Linked DNA regions of Mus musculus: region 2 is linked to region 1. The links are chromatin contacts, found by Hi-C or POLR2A ChIA-PET in ENCODE. All regions are on one chromosome and are shown on one strand. The core of a region is the stretch at or near the end of the contact, and the rest is flanking DNA. Distances in the headings are between cores, read along the strand shown. Region 1 holds the start of Foxj1 (forkhead box J1). Region 2 overlaps Rnf157 (ring finger protein 157).

Region 1 (7,696 bases), core at 1,511-4,010:
CCAGGCAGCTGTAGCTCGGGGACTCTGGGACACCAGCCACAGGGTATGAGGAGCCCGGAGTGCATGGGGGGGGGGGGGGGCTTTTGTTCTCTGTTGCTGGGATATCTGCCTGCTCAGTCATCCGAGCTCTGAGCCACAGGGTGGCTCTCAGTGCCACCCTCTGTCATCCTCCCTCCCTCCCTTACCCTGTTGCTTGCAGGTCCTGGCCAAAGCCCTCAGCTCCCCCACGGCCTGGACTGCCATCTCCCTCTGTTTGTGAAGTGGGTGGGTTAAGGGAGGGGGCTGGGTGACCAAGGACTGTGTGTTTGTGTGTGTGTGTGTGTGTGTGTTGGGAGATTTAGTGACTCCTTGTTTGTTGAGCCAGCTGCTGGCCTAGACCTTCACCCCCTACAATCTCCTCTTCCCACCCAAACCACCTCAGTTGATTATTACCCAGCCAAGCGCATAAGGCTCTTTTCTGGGACCTGAGTTGGCAAAGGCATTGAATAAGGAGAAGATTGGGGAATCTTTTGACCCAGGGTTAGAGCCATTTGGAATGGGTTAGGACTATGATCGTGCCCTCTTGCTCCTTGGCTGCCTTAGGGAAGAGTGGGCAACCTCAGGCCTCGTCTCTAGAACATGGATCTTGATACTGGAGGATGTTCACAGTGCTGTCTCTGTCTACTGAGCCTTATCTTGCCCTCTCCACACGCAGCAGCTTAGTTCTGCTCACACCACACTGGTGTCCAGGGGCCCAGGCTATGCTAGCAAGGCAGGTGGGCAGTGAGTGGGCACCCTTTGGCCAGCAGGGCTGAGATGTTTACACGGCAGCCTGGCCCATTGGCTGCTCTGTGCCAGGTTCTGGAGATTTAGAACCCGAAGCCACTGCAGCAGAAGTGCCCCTGTGGAAAGCACCTGGCTCAGGTAATTGCCCCCCTAGGGAGGCTGGCTGAGAGGGTGGGGGTGGGGGCAGGAAACTGGGGAGGAGCTGAGGTGGGAGGCTGGTCAGTGGCTTCAGGATGACTTCCTGACCCCTCCACCTGGACAACTGATCTTTGTACCCAGAGGGGCTCATCTCTGCCCTACTCTCTAGACGCAGGGTGCAGAAGTTGGCAGGGAGGTCACCTAGGTTCCATTTCAGAGTCCAGTTCTGACTAATTCCTCGGGCAGATCATTGTCTAGGAATTTTCGGACACGGGACAAGAATGTGCCTTAGTGTTACATCCCACATGAGGCTACACCGGGCCCTATTGGTCCCTCTTCTACAACTTCGTCTGTACCTCCAGGGCCTTGGCTCCAGACAAGGGAGCAGTTTCAGAACCTGGCAGAGTGGTCAGGCCTCTCATGAGGCCTGACCTCACAGCCAGGTGTCTCCTTGGCCTTGCAGATCTGGTATGCGAGCCTGGCTAAGTGCCAGAAGGAGGTCGTGAGGAGGGAGTGGCCACCACCCGCACCTCTCCTCCCCCTACCTGCCAGGTGGGGTCTGCATGGCGGAAGTAGCAGAAGTTGTCCGTGATCCACTTGTAGATGGCCGACAGAGTGATCTTGGTGGCCTTGCTGGCTTGCATGGCCATGCAGATGAGAGTGGCATAGGAGTAGGGTGGCTTCACGTGTGGGTTGGTGGCATAGTCCACGTCGTCAGGGGGCGGGGCCTGCAGCCCCGGGGGCGCGCTTCGAGATGTGCACGACGATGTGGGCTTGCCGGGTGTGTGCGGCTGCCCAAGGCAGGCAGGGTCTGCCGCCAGCGGTGACCCGGGCGCCACCAAGCCCGGCACTTGGTGGTAGCCGTGGGGGTCTGTGCCTCCTGGGGGAAGAGTGGGAGCCTTGGCGTTGAGAATGGAGAATTCCTGCAGCCATTGCAGGCTGGTCAGGCTGTCATCCAGGGCGTCCGGCTCCTCCATGCCGCCCTCCGGCCCGGCTTCCTCTCCGGGACCCGCTCCGCAGAGGCGCAGCCAGCTCTCCGCCATGTCTGCGGGGACTCTCCGAAGGGGCGGTCAACATCCACAGGCTGAGCCGGAGTGGCCCGCCGCGCTCTCTGGCCCGCTGGTAACCCAGACTCCAGTTACACAGTCTCCAGAACACTCACTTCCATTCTGCGACCCAGGGGGTCGCCTCCTCCGAACACGAATGTGAGGCCTGCGGGAGCACCACGGAACTGAACACTCTTCCCCTACCCCGAGAGGAAAGAGGCGCCTTAGGGGGGGAGCCCCTCACATTCATCCCCGCAGCCTGTGGCGAGGTCAGGGAAACACAGGACCCTGGTCTGATCCTGCGTCTCCACCTCTCTCCATCTGCCCTTGAAGGGTTTGTTGGCCACAATGAGGGAAGAGGGTAGGAAGGCCCAAACTAACTCTTTTCCCCAAAGAGTGGGAAACTAAGATCACATCCCAATAGTCCAGGGGGGTCAGTACGACGCGGCTGGGGCAAAGTAGGTCATCTGATCCTTGAAAAGAGGTGTTAGGATGAAGGGTCTCGGGAAAGGAAGGTCACAGGACCGAGTTATGGAGGAGCAGGAAGCGATCTCCCGAACTCCTCAGATTTCATTTTCGTGGCCCCACTACTTCTGTGGGCGACCGATGGACTGGATAGCCAGCAGGTCCCGACGCCCTCCCATCCCGTGGTCCACAGCCCTCCCAGTCCCTTACCTGGCTCAGAGCGCAGCCAGCCAGAGGAAGGTTCTGGAAGAAGTTCCTCCCACCTCCCGCGGTTCTCTGTCCCCAGCTCGAGGGCTGTGCTGGCGCCCCTCTTCGCGCCCCCCCCCCTCGCCCGACGGCGCTTCTCTGAGCGCCGACGGCCCGGGGACCGGCATTAAGTAGACGCTCGGAAGGCTTCTTCTGCTGCCATGGCGACGCCCCGCCCCCATAAACAGCTTCCGCTGCTGTCATTGGCCAGTACGTCTCCAAGGAGACCGCGGGCCCTTGCAGCTCCTCTGGCGGCAACTCTCTGGAACTCTCTGGTTCTGCCGCCCTCTCCCGCGCCACCCAGCCCCCTACCCGCCACCGAGATCCGACTCTGTGCATTCCCGCCCGAGGGCCCCGCGCTGGGTCTCACGGCGGGTGCTCGGCTCCCGCTCGAGGCCCCGGGAACCCCTCCCCCAACGCGTCGGGTTTGACCGCTGAGGGGACCCAGCCCCGGATTCTGCAGACCAAGTCTCGGGGAACCGTGCCCTTGAAGTCTTTGCCCTCACCGGGCTGCCAGTGGCCTTTGTCTGGTTTCTGGGGCCTTTCCCTGGTCCCCGAGTGTCTTCTCTGGTGCCCACAGGCAAGTTTGACTCTCTGATGCCACCTGTCGCTTATAATCCGCAGAAACGGCCACACAGCTCGCAGACACACCGAGGCGGGTAGGGTAACCCAGCGTCTCCCGGTAAGCAGCTCGCCCACTCACCCTGCTCAAGTTCCCGGAAGCTGGCATTCCAGGGGCATCTGCGGAGGTGCTGCCCTTTCAGACAGTCTAGGAAGCAGAGCCAGCCGGCAAAAAACAGAAAAGCCCTGGGCCTGCAAGATTCTCAAAGAGGTCATTTGTTCTACTGATTTAGCCAGGAACTGGTTAAGTGATGGGAACTACTAAGCATAAGGGATTCTGGGCCCTAGCTTTCCCTATTGCCATCAGCTTTGGGGTTCTTTAATAATTGACGAGCTGCAGGATTGGAAGTGATCGGGTTTAAGGCAGATGCAGAAGCAGGTAGGGCAGTCAGGAATGGAGCTGGCCTTGTACCCAGGTCTGCAGAAATACTAAAAAGAGCCTGAGCCACTGACTGAAACGAATACGTTCACAAACGAATTCACGTTGTAATTAATGGCTCCCTTGCCCCTGTAAACAGTTTTATTCACTTTTAAGAATCATGCAGCAATCCATAAATATTGCATCTTGATGTCCCCACTGTAATGTGCCTATAAGTGTACTCCATGAATGTGAGGGGTACACAGATGGCACATACAGAGCACACGCACGCACACACACACATACACACACACATACACACAGGTGTTCAGGCCCTAAAACAAAGTGTGCAGCCAGCACGCCAACACCAGATGGACAGGACTAGTTCCCCAGTGGGATGGATGGCTTAGGGTTTGAGTCTGTGCCTGGCAGATGTCACAGGGGATAGACACTCTGGTGGGATGAAATTAGGTAAAGCAAAAAGGCTCTTTGAGGAGGCCAAGATCTGGGCAGTACCAAGCATGGAAAGGTGCAGATACTGTGTGATGAGGAGCCAACGGCACCAGGAGAACATGCCTGACTCTGTACATTTGAGCCCCAAGAAAGGGATGGTTCCCAAATGGACTGGGTTGTGTGGCAGCTGACAGTGGGCCACCCTGTGAATGGGCTATTTCTGCTTGCCAAGAAGTAAAAGGGCAGAGTGAGGGGCGGAATGAGCAAGGCAGAGCAAAGGGTATGCTAACCTGGGTGCCTGGATTATGGAATTCAGGCTGAGCACTTGTGAAGGGAGACGGAAGGGCTGATTATAATGGCTTTTTCGAGGGTTCCTGGCCACTGTGGCTACTGTTTACCCGAATCTCCTTCATCTCAGCTTCTTCCCCTCCTCCCAGGTCACACCACACTGTGAACACCGCTTACCTACTGCCTGCCAGGGGAGAAGGGCTACGTGCAGCCGTGCAGCCGTCCCAGGCTCAGGGAACTTCCCTGTTGTTTCTGTTCTGGTTTTTGAGGAGGTGTGGATATTGCTCAGCCTACACTGGTGTAAACCTTAAGTGTGGGAGGGAGGGGCCCTCGGGATGCTGAGGAAGTAAAAGACGGGAAGCAGGGTGTTCAGAAGGGGCAACATGGGATCTGAAGCTCAGCCTGTCCCACGTCCCGCAGCGCAGCAGAGCCCCTAACAGTGGGATTACCATGGAAAGGAGAGCTGTGCGGTGGTGCAGGCCTGTGATCCTAACTCTTGGGCAGTACCGGCAGGAAAACCCGAAGTTCAAGGTCATTCCCAGCCACATGGCAAGTTTGCAGCCGGACTCTCCACCCCCGACCTCCCCTCAGGATCCTGGGCACTGGCATTTTGGGGAAAGCCTTTCAAAGAACACACTTGCAAGTCTAAAGCTCCTCGTATCGCACCCTCATAAGTGACTGTCACTAATCTTGATCCCCAAACCATCTCATGTTCCGCTGAACGACTTTCTGTTCCAAAAGCCACTAGATAGGCATCTACTTTAGAGCCATGTTAAAACCCACTGAACCCAACAATTTCCTGCCAGCTTGCTGCTATGGCTTTGAGTGCTAACCTGACAGCATCTCTCAGCACTGGTGAGCCCACCTCTCATCTATCCCATCTGAAAGGCAGGGGAGGAATGCACTAGGGTAGGGAGGTCTCCTAATCCTCTGGCCCCAGAGCCTCCACCATTCCTTTGGTGTTCCTGTGCACCAGTTTGAGAACCACTGGGCCTCAGCTCTTAGCCTAGTTCTTCAGCTATTACAAAGAGGGCAGAGAAGTGGTTAGCTGGGTTCAAGACCCCCTCAGTGGCTGTAGTGACGATATGGGAAGAGCCTGCCCAAGCACTGCAGGGAAGTGGCCCAGTAGGCCTTCCTGACTGCACTGGAGGAGGACAGGCCTTGCAAGGGGTATCTTCCTAACTGTGGACACCGGAGGTGCAGGAGACCAACTCTGTTAGATCTGGCTTCCAACCAATAGTTCGGTGGCTACCCTCTCCCTTAGGCGTGGGCAAGGAGCTCCTGGTGTTCTGGGAGGCCGGAGTGGATGGCCTTCCTCATGGAGCAAGTTCCCAACCAGTTCAAGTTAGGTTTCTAATTGTTTATGAGTGCCAGAGACCAAAACCTGTCCATGGGCGTCTAACAAGGCTGCCAAACTCTTCAGTCTTCTTGGTCTCCACTCAGAAGAGAAAGCCTACAGAAACAACCAGCCCTGACCCTCAGCTCAGCTGGCCCACAGGTTTGGCTGGCACGTATTAGCCCACAGAGGGAAGGCTTCTGGTTCTTTCTGAGAGGGTAAGAATCGCGGTTACAGGCGATGAGGCAGGTGGGTGGAGGGTTGCGCATCGTCCTCCCTTCATGTGAGTAGGAAGTCCACGAGTCTTGTTGAAGATGACCAGAAGGCTCGTGGTCCAGTGAGGGCAGATGGAAGGCAAGGACAGGAGGGGACGCCCAGGTGGAGGTGCAGATGCCCTCAGACAGCCATAGGATCCCATACACAAGGCCTGTTCTCCTCAGGGTCCTCCAGGCTGCTGGAGGATAAGCGCCGGCGCTGGGTATGGCGACAGTTGACAGTGTTATCCTCATGCTGCCAGGTACCTGGAGAAGGAACAACAGAGGTTCTGGGAGCCATTCCTTAGGCCAAGCATACATGGTGTCCCAGTACAGCAGCACAGGAGTCAACACAGAATCTAGCAGGATGTGTGTGACGTGAGACATCTGGCTGCATGAGCCACTCCTGAGAGGAAGAGTGAGGAGCAGGTGCTGGCAGGTGCCACGGCTGCCCCTCCCTAGCTAGGTAGTCGCTGCCTGTAACCCATGGACAGATGGGGAGACTGTAGGTGTTCTTCATTCGTGAACTTACCTAGCATCCAGCTTGCATGTTACATACTTGGTTCTGGCCTTGGGAGTGTTAGTTAGGAGGCTGAACTGGGCTGCTTCCTGCATGGAAGGTGGGTGTACAGAGAGCACACCCTGACCTATAGCCTGTGTCTGCAGGGGGGTAGGGGCGGGGGTGGGGCTGCAGCATAGCAGGGGCCAGGGAAGGGAAGCCTTGGGTGGGAGACGGTGTATGCCCACACCTTCACCTGTACCACTTCCTCGCCTGAGCACCTTTCAGTCCAAGATGCTGTTTATCACCCTGGCTTCTCCCAGCCTCTGGCTGCATCTGTGGCTCCAAGTGGAGACTCAACCCTGACGCTTCTGTTTCATGCTCTGATGCAACCTACCTACCTTGTTTTCTCTTCCTAGTCACACCCACACCTGCATCCACTCGGGCCTCAGATCAGTTCATAGGTTCCAACGGTCTGATCTTTGGCAGGTCACCTTCCTTAGGGGGCTTGGCCTTCTCGTATGCCCAGTGAGACAAGTGGGTAGCACTCACAGATTGGCTGTGAGGCCCGCATGGGGCCCTACGTAAGGGTGCCCAGCCACATACCTGACTAGAAATGACCTGTGAGCAGTTCCTGCCAGCTTGGTTTGGGGGAGCCTCATGTGTTTCCTAGGTCCCTCTAGCTGGCGAGTTAGCTCTGTTTTGTTCTCTCCAGGAGAGCGACTATGTTTTATACAATGGCAGGCCCTGCTCCTTTCCAGGCTCGGGATGTTCAGGGAAGGTACTTCATCTTGTTGGCTCTGCTCGGCAAGCTTCTGCAGGAACCATTTACAGGTTTGCACCCGGGAGCTCAGAAAGGTAGTGTGGCCCTAGGACGGAGATGGGGGCGTGGGGCTTTTCTATTAAGTGAGGCCAGCTAACTGTATATTGCAGTCCTGAGTCCAACTTACAAATGGCCAAAGTCAGCCTCAGATTCAGCGAGCCTAAGACACGAAGAAAGTCCTTAATAGCACATATGCTAGGAGGAAGCAGGTACTGATTGCTTATTTTGCATGAGTGGTCTGGTGTGAGGCTATATAGTAACAGGCCTCAGTACAGCCCTGGGAAAGGAAGGGTACAGGGTCTTGCCCACAGGCTCTCCACTCCTGAGCATGAGTCCAAGGAGTTTCTTCCCCTCTGCAGGTGGCACTCTGGGGCGTGGGAAAGAGGATCAGGGAAGAGACCCCA
Region 2 (7,696 bases), core at 1,951-4,450, 54 kb after region 1:
GGATGCTTGGCAGGGCATCCCCCTGCACACATGCTAATAAGAGCATACAATTGCAGACACTGCATTTGGCACAGCTTTTGGGCACATCTCTAGAAGACTGGGAAGCCAAGCACACACGTGCTCCTCGGTTCTTATTGGCCTTGCTGCAGAGTGTACGAGGGGCAAGGCATGAAACAAACCACTTCAGAGAACACAGCATGAGGGGAACTGTCAGGACTGGCTAAAATGCAGCAGTTTCCCCAGGAACTCGAGGAATGTTACATGGACTCCTGGCCGCAAGCAGAGAGGACAGCGAGAGGACAGTGTGGCAGAGACAGCTCCCACTGACTAAGTAACTTAGAGCTTCACTGGTTTTCTTCTGCAAACTAACTCTAACCAAGGGGGCAGAGAGGCCAGCAGCTGCTCTGCCTGCACTTTCCAGGACCGGGATGGACTCTACTGTGTATTTCTTTGCTGTGGTTCCCAGAGGCCTTTGGAAGCCCAGGGCATCGCCTACTACAGCACTGAAGAAGCTGGGAGTGGGGTGCGCATTTATAACCCCAGCTCTATGCAGATAATGCAAAAGCATCTTGAATTTGGGGCCAGTCTGCACTACGTAGGAAAACACTGCCAAAACCAACCAACCAAACAAACAAACAAAAAAAAAAAACCAACCAATACCTTGAACCCAACGTACATGCTAAGGGTGCAGAGCTCAACGGTAGGTGACTTGCTTCCCATGCATGAGGCTGTATGTTTGACATGTAGCACTCTAAAGACAAGCCAATAAACGATAACGTAAAGACACAACGGATGGTCCATCTGCCCACAATGAGCAGCAGCTGAAGAGATAACTGGAGGAGAGGCTGGCAAATATAGCTGTCACTGTCCCAGGCTGCTTCTCATCCAGCAATCTGAAGGCATCTTCCAAGCACTGCACTCCTCTCAAGTCAGCACCATCCCTGCTTTATAAGTGTGCAATCTGAGACCTTCCATGGTCTCACAGAGGTTAACGGCAAGATAAAAAATAAGACTTTAAACCCTGATTCCCACTCTCTTCCGCCACCTTTCTGGACATCCACACACTCATTCATGCAAATCCAACCCTGAGAGCTGACTAACAGTCTGCCTTGAGGCAGTGTGCAGGGCGGGGGGGGGGGGGGGGGGCGGGGGCCGATCCCTAGCCTGGAAGGCTTCTCTGCAGCCCACTGGGAAAAGATGGCAGGAAATACCTGTTAAATCCTACAGACCCGGGGAGCCAGGAAGTCTGTGGCATTTATATCTCAATGTGACAATTAATTTCAATGCGGTTCTCATTCTGTCATCCTCCCCCTCCCCCCTCTGGAAAGAGGAGTGGCTCTTGCCCCCTGCTGCTGGATGGCTTTAAAAGGCTGTCTTCTCTGCTCTGTAACTTGATGCTCACGAGCAGACACCCAGCGCTGTCACTTGAGAGTCGAGTCAGTTCTACAGAACTAAAGCCCCGTGTCTACTCTCAGTTTCAGGATGTCCCCCAATCAAACCTAAAGAGCACCCTGGCAAAGCCAGAGGTCAGCTCAGCAGATGGAATTACACACCACATGCTTACTCTCTGAGGGAATGCTCCAGGAGGGCACAGCAATCCTTGAGCCCTTTTAGATCTCAACCAAACCTACAAAGTGCTCCTGGTGATCCACACAAGGGTTCCTGGGCAGAATGTGGGACAGACTGGGTGTGCCTGACCATGACCCAACAGCAGAGTGCTGAGGCTCTGAAGCACGGTGAGGTCAGAAGCTGACTGGCTCCCTGGCAGGCTTGGTAATATTCAACTCTGTGGCTCTGTGCGCCTGCTGAATGAGCGCCGTTCTCATTAGGCTGAAGACAAGATGAGATAACACACATACACTGCCTAAGACAACTGAGCTAGGAAGGGCTCAATACATGTGAGTAGAGAGAGGGAGATGCACGCTACATTCATCCTGTACACTGCTTTCTATTTTAGAGACAGTGTCTCGTGTTATAGACCGGACTGGCCTCACAATGATTCTCCTGCCTCAATATCCCAAGTGCTAGGGTTGTTTGCTCATTTGCTTTTCAAGAGAGGGTTTCTTTGTGTAGCCTTGGCTGTCCTGGAACTCGGTAAACCAGACTAGAATTTAAGTCACAGACATCCTCCTGCCTCTGCCTCCTGAGTGCCAGGATTAAAAGTGCCACCATCACTGGGCCAGAGTGCTAGAGTTATATAGAAATGAGACATCACTGCTGGACTATTTTGGCTTTTTTTTTTTTTTTTTTTTTTTTTTTTTTTTTTTTGGTTTTTCGAGACAGGGTTTGTTTCTCTGTGTAGCCCTGGCTGTCCTGGAACTCACTCTGTAGATCAGGCTGGTCTCAAACTCAGAAATCCGCCTGCCTCTGCCTCCCAAGTGCTGTGATTAAAGACGTGCGCCACCACCGCCCGGCCTATTTTGGCTTTTGAAAGTGTCTCCACATAACCCAAACTGGCCTCAGACTTGACCCCCTCCCACCTCAGCTTCTGAAGTACCACATTATAGGCATGAACCCCATAGCTGACTTAATATGATTTAGAAAAAAAATCTCTAGGGGCTGGAGAGATGGCTCAGAGGTTAAGAGCACTGGCTCTTCCAAAGGTCCTGAGTTCAATTCCCAGCAACCTCATGGTGGCTCACAACCATCTGTAGTGGGATCTGATGCCCTCTTCTGGTGTGTATGAGGACAGCTACAGTGTACTCATACATTAAATAAATCTCTGTTCAGCATTAAACACACACGATGGGTACTACAGAAACCAACATACCAACAAGAACACCAATGTGAATACTCCTCCGGGGTGGGGGTGGGGAGCCTCAGAGTTAAGGTCAAGGCTGCTACCTAGGAATTCAGGAGGAGCTCAGTCACGCAGGGTCCTGCACGGAGATGTAACCGAGGTGACTCACCTGGGGGAAAGTGTGCCATCATAAGTACACCTATATACAAGACGCTTTTGCTTGTCTTCAAGTCATCGTTACAGGCAGAAGAGGCCATCTAAATACACGCACGCACAGACTGGCCTAGAACTTGCTATTTGGCCCACACTCCCCATGAATTCACAGAACTCATCTCAGCACTGTGCTGAGAGACATGCCTCTGCACCTTTACTTAGAAAATTAGTATACAAAGTACTATGGTAGGAGAGGGGTCACCTGGGACAGGATGAGAGCCAGCATTGGCAACCTTCCTGAACACAATTTCTCTGAGTCACTCAGCAGCCCCAAATCTCTAAAGCCGTCCCTAGCCTAAGGAGGGTGTGGGAAGCCGCCCCCACATTCGCCGTCACAAGATGGCGCTGACATCCTGTGTTCTAAGTTGGTAAACAAATAATCTGCGCATGAGCCAAGGGTATTTACGACTACTTGTACTCTGTTTTTCCCGTGAACGTCAGCTCGGCCATGGGCTGCAGCCAATCAGGGAGTGATGCGCCCTAGGCAATTGTTGTTCTCTTTAAAGAGGAAAGGGGTTTCGTTTTCTCTCTCTCTTGCTTTTTCGCTCTCTTGCTTGCTTTTCTCTTTCTCTTGCTTTTCTCTCTCTTGCTTCTTGCTCTCTTTTCCTGAAGATGTAAGAATAAAGCTTTGCCGCAGAAGATTCTGGTCTGTGGTGTTCTTCCTGGCCGGTCGTGAGAACGCGTCTAATAACAATTGGTGCCGAATTCCGGGACGAGAAAATCCGGGACGAGAAAAAACTCCGGACTGGCGCAGGAGGGATACTTCATTCCAGAACCAGAACTGCGAATCACGTTTATAAAGGTTCCCGTAACACAGACTGTTGAGAAGGATTCAACTGCCGAATTCAGAACTCATCAGCTGGGGAACGACGGTGATAAAGGTTCCCGTAAAGCAGACTGTTAAGAAGGATTCAACTGTATGAATTCAGAACTTTTCAGCTGGGGAACGAGGTAAGTCTGATCTTGAACTTTCTAAGGAAATTCAAGACAGTCTATCAGAAGTAAAGTGGAAAATGGCTTTACAAGTTATGTTTGGCCTTAAATTTTTTCTAGTGTTAGAAGCCCTTCTGTTCCTTTTCACATGTTATATAGTGCTTAAGATAGGGCTGAAAATTCTAGAGGAAATTCAGGACAGTCTATCAGAAGTAAAGCGGGGAGAGAGAGTAGGAGCAAGGAGAAACGGTAAGTATACAGGCCTTTCCAAGGGTCTTGAACCCGAGGAAAAGTTAAGGTCAGGTAGGAATACCTGGAGAGAGATTAGAAGAAAAAGAGGAAAAAGGGAGAAGAAAAAAGATCAATTAGCGGAGGTCTCTAGGAGAAGGAGCCTGTGCTCTGAAGAAACAGACTGGGAGAAAAAAGCGGCTCATTATGAAAGAAAAGGATACCAGCCGCCAAGTAAAGTGCTAACTAGTCATTTAAGGAAAAAGCCAAAAGCGGCTGGCGAAGGCCAGTTTGCTAATTGGCCTCAGGGCAATCGGCTACCAGGTGCACTCCCGCCCTATGCGGAGTCCCCGCCCTGCGTAGTGCGTCAGCCCGTAGTGCGTCAGCAATGCGCAGAGAGGCAGTGCGCAGACTCATTCATTCCCCGAGAGGAACAAAGGAAAATAGAACAGGCATTTCCAGTCTTTGAAGGAGCCGAGGGTGGGCGTGTCCACGCTCCGGTAGAATACGTACAGATTAAGGAAATTGCCGAGTCGGTTCGTAAATACGGAACCAATGCTAATTTTACCTTGGCGCAGTTAGACAGGCTCGCTGGCATGGCACTAACGCCTGCTGATTGGCAAATGATTGCAAAAGCCGCTCTCCCTAATATGGGCAAATATTTGGAATGGAGATCTCTGTGGCGAGAGGCTGCACAGGCGCAGGACCGAGCAAACGCTGCTGCTTTAACTCCAGAGCAGAGAGATTGGACTTTTGACTTGTTAACGGGTCAGAGAGCTTATTCTGCTGAACCTGATAAGAGGTATCAATGGAAGGTCTTACCACAGGGAATGTCCAATAGTCCTACAATGTGCCAACTTTATGTACAAGAAGCTCTTTTGCCAGTGAGGAAACAATTCCCCTCTTTAATTTTGCTCCTTTACATGGATGACATCCTCCTGTGCCATAAAGACCTTACCATGCTACAAAAGGCATATCCTTTTCTACTTAAAACTTTAAGTCAGTGGGGTCTACAGATAGCCACAGAAAAGGTCCAAATTTCTGATACAGGACAATTCTTGGGCTCTGTGGTGTCCCCAGATAAGATTGTGCCCCAAAAGGTAGAGATAAGAAGAGATCACCTCCATACCTTAAATGATTTTCAAAAGCTGTTGGGAGATATTAATTGGCTCAGACCTTTTTTAAAGATTCCTTCCGCTGAGTTAAGGCCTTTGTTTAGTATTTTAGAAGGAGATCCTCATATCTCCTCCCCTAGGACTCTTACTCTAGCTGCTAACCAGGCCTTACAAAAGGTAGAAAAGGCCTTACAGAATGCACAATTACAACGTATTGAGGATTCGCAGCCTTTCAGTTTGTGTGTCTTTAAGACAGCACAATTGCCAACTGCAGTTTTGTGGCAGAATGGGCCATTGTTGTGGATCCATCCAAACGTATCCCCAGCTAAAATAATAGATTGGTATCCTGATGCAATTGCACAGCTTGCCCTTAAAGGCCTAAAAGCAGCAATCACCCACTTTGGGCAAAGTCCATATCTTTTAATTGTACCTTATACCGCTGCACAGGTTCAAACCTTGGCAGCCGCATCTAATGATTGGGCAGTTTTAGTTACCTCCTTTTCAGGAAAAATAGATAACCATTATCCAAAACATCCAATCTTACAGTTTGCCCAAAATCAATCTGTTGTGTTTCCACAAATAACAGTAAGAAACCCACTTAAAAATGGGATTGTGGTATATACTGATGGATCAAAAACTGGCATAGGTGCCTATGTGGCTAATGGTAAAGTGGTATCCAAACAATATAATGAAAATTCACCTCAAGTGGTAGAATGTTTAGTGGTCTTAGAAGTTTTAAAAACCTTTTTAGAACCCCTTAATATTGTGTCAGATTCCTGTTATGTGGTAAATGCAGTAAATCTTTTAGAAGTGGCTGGAGTGATTAAGCCTTCCAGTAGAGTTGCCAATATTTTTCAGCAGATACAATTAGTTTTGTTATCTAGAAGATCTCCTGTTTATATTACTCATGTTAGAGCCCATTCAGGCCTACCTGGCCCCATGGCTCTGGGAAATGATTTGGCAGATAAGGCCACTAAAGTGGTGGCTGCTGCCCTATCATCCCCGGTAGAGGCTGCAAGAAATTTTCATAATAATTTTCATGTGACGGCTGAAACATTACGCAGTCGTTTCTCCTTGACAAGAAAAGAAGCCCGTGACATTGTTACTCAATGTCAAAGCTGCTGTGAGTTCTTGCCAGTTCCTCATGTGGGAATTAACCCACGCGGTATTCGACCTCTACAGGTCTGGCAAATGGATGTTACACATGTTTCTTCCTTTGGAAAACTTCAATATCTCCATGTGTCTATTGACACATGTTCTGGCATCATGTTTGCTTCTCCGTTAACCGGAGAAAAAGCCTCACATGTGATTCAACATTGTCTTGAGGCATGGAGTGCTTGGGGGAAACCCAGACTCCTTAAGACTGATAATGGACCAGCTTACACGTCTCAAAAATTTCAGCAGTTCTGCCGTCAGATGGACGTAACCCACCTGACTGGACTTCCGTACAACCCTCAAGGACAGGGTATTGTTGAGCGTGCGCATCGCACCCTCAAAGCCTATCTTATAAAACAGAAGAGGGGAACTTTTGAGGAGACTGTACCCCGAGCACCAAGAGTGTCGGTGTCTTTGGCACTCTTTACACTCAATTTTTTAAATATTGATGCTCATGGCCATACTGCGGCTGAACGTCATTGTTCAGAGCCAGATAGGCCCAATGAGATGGTTAAATGGAAAAATGTCCTTGATAATAAATGGTATGGCCCGGATCCTATCTTGATAAGATCCAGGGGAGCTATCTGTGTTTTCCCACAGAATGAAGACAACCCATTTTGGGTACCGGAAAGACTCACCCGAAAAATCCAGACTGACCAAGGGAATACTAATGTCCCTCGTCTTGGTGATGTCCAGGGCGTCAATAATAAAGAGAGAGCAGCGTTGGGGGATAATGTCGACATTTCCACTCCCAATGACGGTGATGTATAATGCTCAAGTATTCTCCTGCTTTTTTACCACTAACTGGGAACTGGGTTTGGCCTTAATTCAGACAGCCTTGGTTCTGTCTGGACAGGTCCAGATGACTGACACCATTAACACTTTGTCAGCCTCAGTGACTACAGTCATAGATGAACAGGCCTCAGCTAATGTCAAGATACAGAGAGGTCTCATGCTGGTTAATCAACTCATAGATCTTGTCCAGAAACAACTAGATGTATTATGACAAATAACTCAGCAGGGATGTGAACAAAAGTTTCCGGGATTGTGTGTTATTTCCATTCAGTATGTTAAATTTACTAGGACAGCTAATTTGTCAAAAAGTCTTTTTCAGTATATGTTACAGAATTGGATGGCTGAATTTGAACAGACCCTTCGAGGCTTGCCATCATTCAGGTCAACTCCACGCGCTTGGACCTGTCCCTGACCAAAGGATTACCCAATTGGATCTCCTCAGCATTTTCTTTCTTTAAAAAATTGGGTGGGATTAATATTATTTGGAGATACACTTTGCTGTGGATTAGTGTTGCTT

The links. Hi-C counts contacts between places; a loop is a spot of excess contacts on that map. ChIA-PET counts read pairs that join two places held with the same protein, here RNA polymerase II (POLR2A).
Region 2: POLR2A ChIA-PET joins it to region 1 with 14 read pairs in Patski. The contact joins the enhancer-like site here to the promoter of Foxj1 in region 1. A Hi-C loop is called at or near these places in 2 of 37 maps with a recorded cell type or tissue (both gastrocnemius). POLR2A ChIA-PET finds 5 or more read pairs at or near these places in 3 of 5 experiments (Patski and embryonic stem cell).

The regions. Positions count from the first base shown.
Region 1 is chr11:116,332,594-116,340,289 of GRCm38, forward strand. Foxj1 (forkhead box J1) reads right to left here and starts at 2,761. Exons shown (of 3, transcript NM_008240.3): 1 at 2,625-2,761; 2 at 1,449-2,115. The coding sequence starts at 1,946. It overlaps Rnf157 (ring finger protein 157), which reads right to left. Exons shown (of 19, transcript NM_027258.1): 19 at 3,752-6,237. The coding sequence ends at 6,113.
Region 2 is chr11:116,386,147-116,393,842 of GRCm38, forward strand. The region is part of intron 2 of Rnf157 (ring finger protein 157); the gene reads right to left. Among named protein-coding and RNA genes, the nearest start is that of Rnf157, 23 kb to the right of the region's middle. Within about 2 kb of position 3,201, at least 3 of the 3 ENCODE cell types and tissues checked have a DNase peak (open chromatin) inside an H3K27ac peak, as active enhancers do; they include gastrocnemius, where a contact is called at or near this core.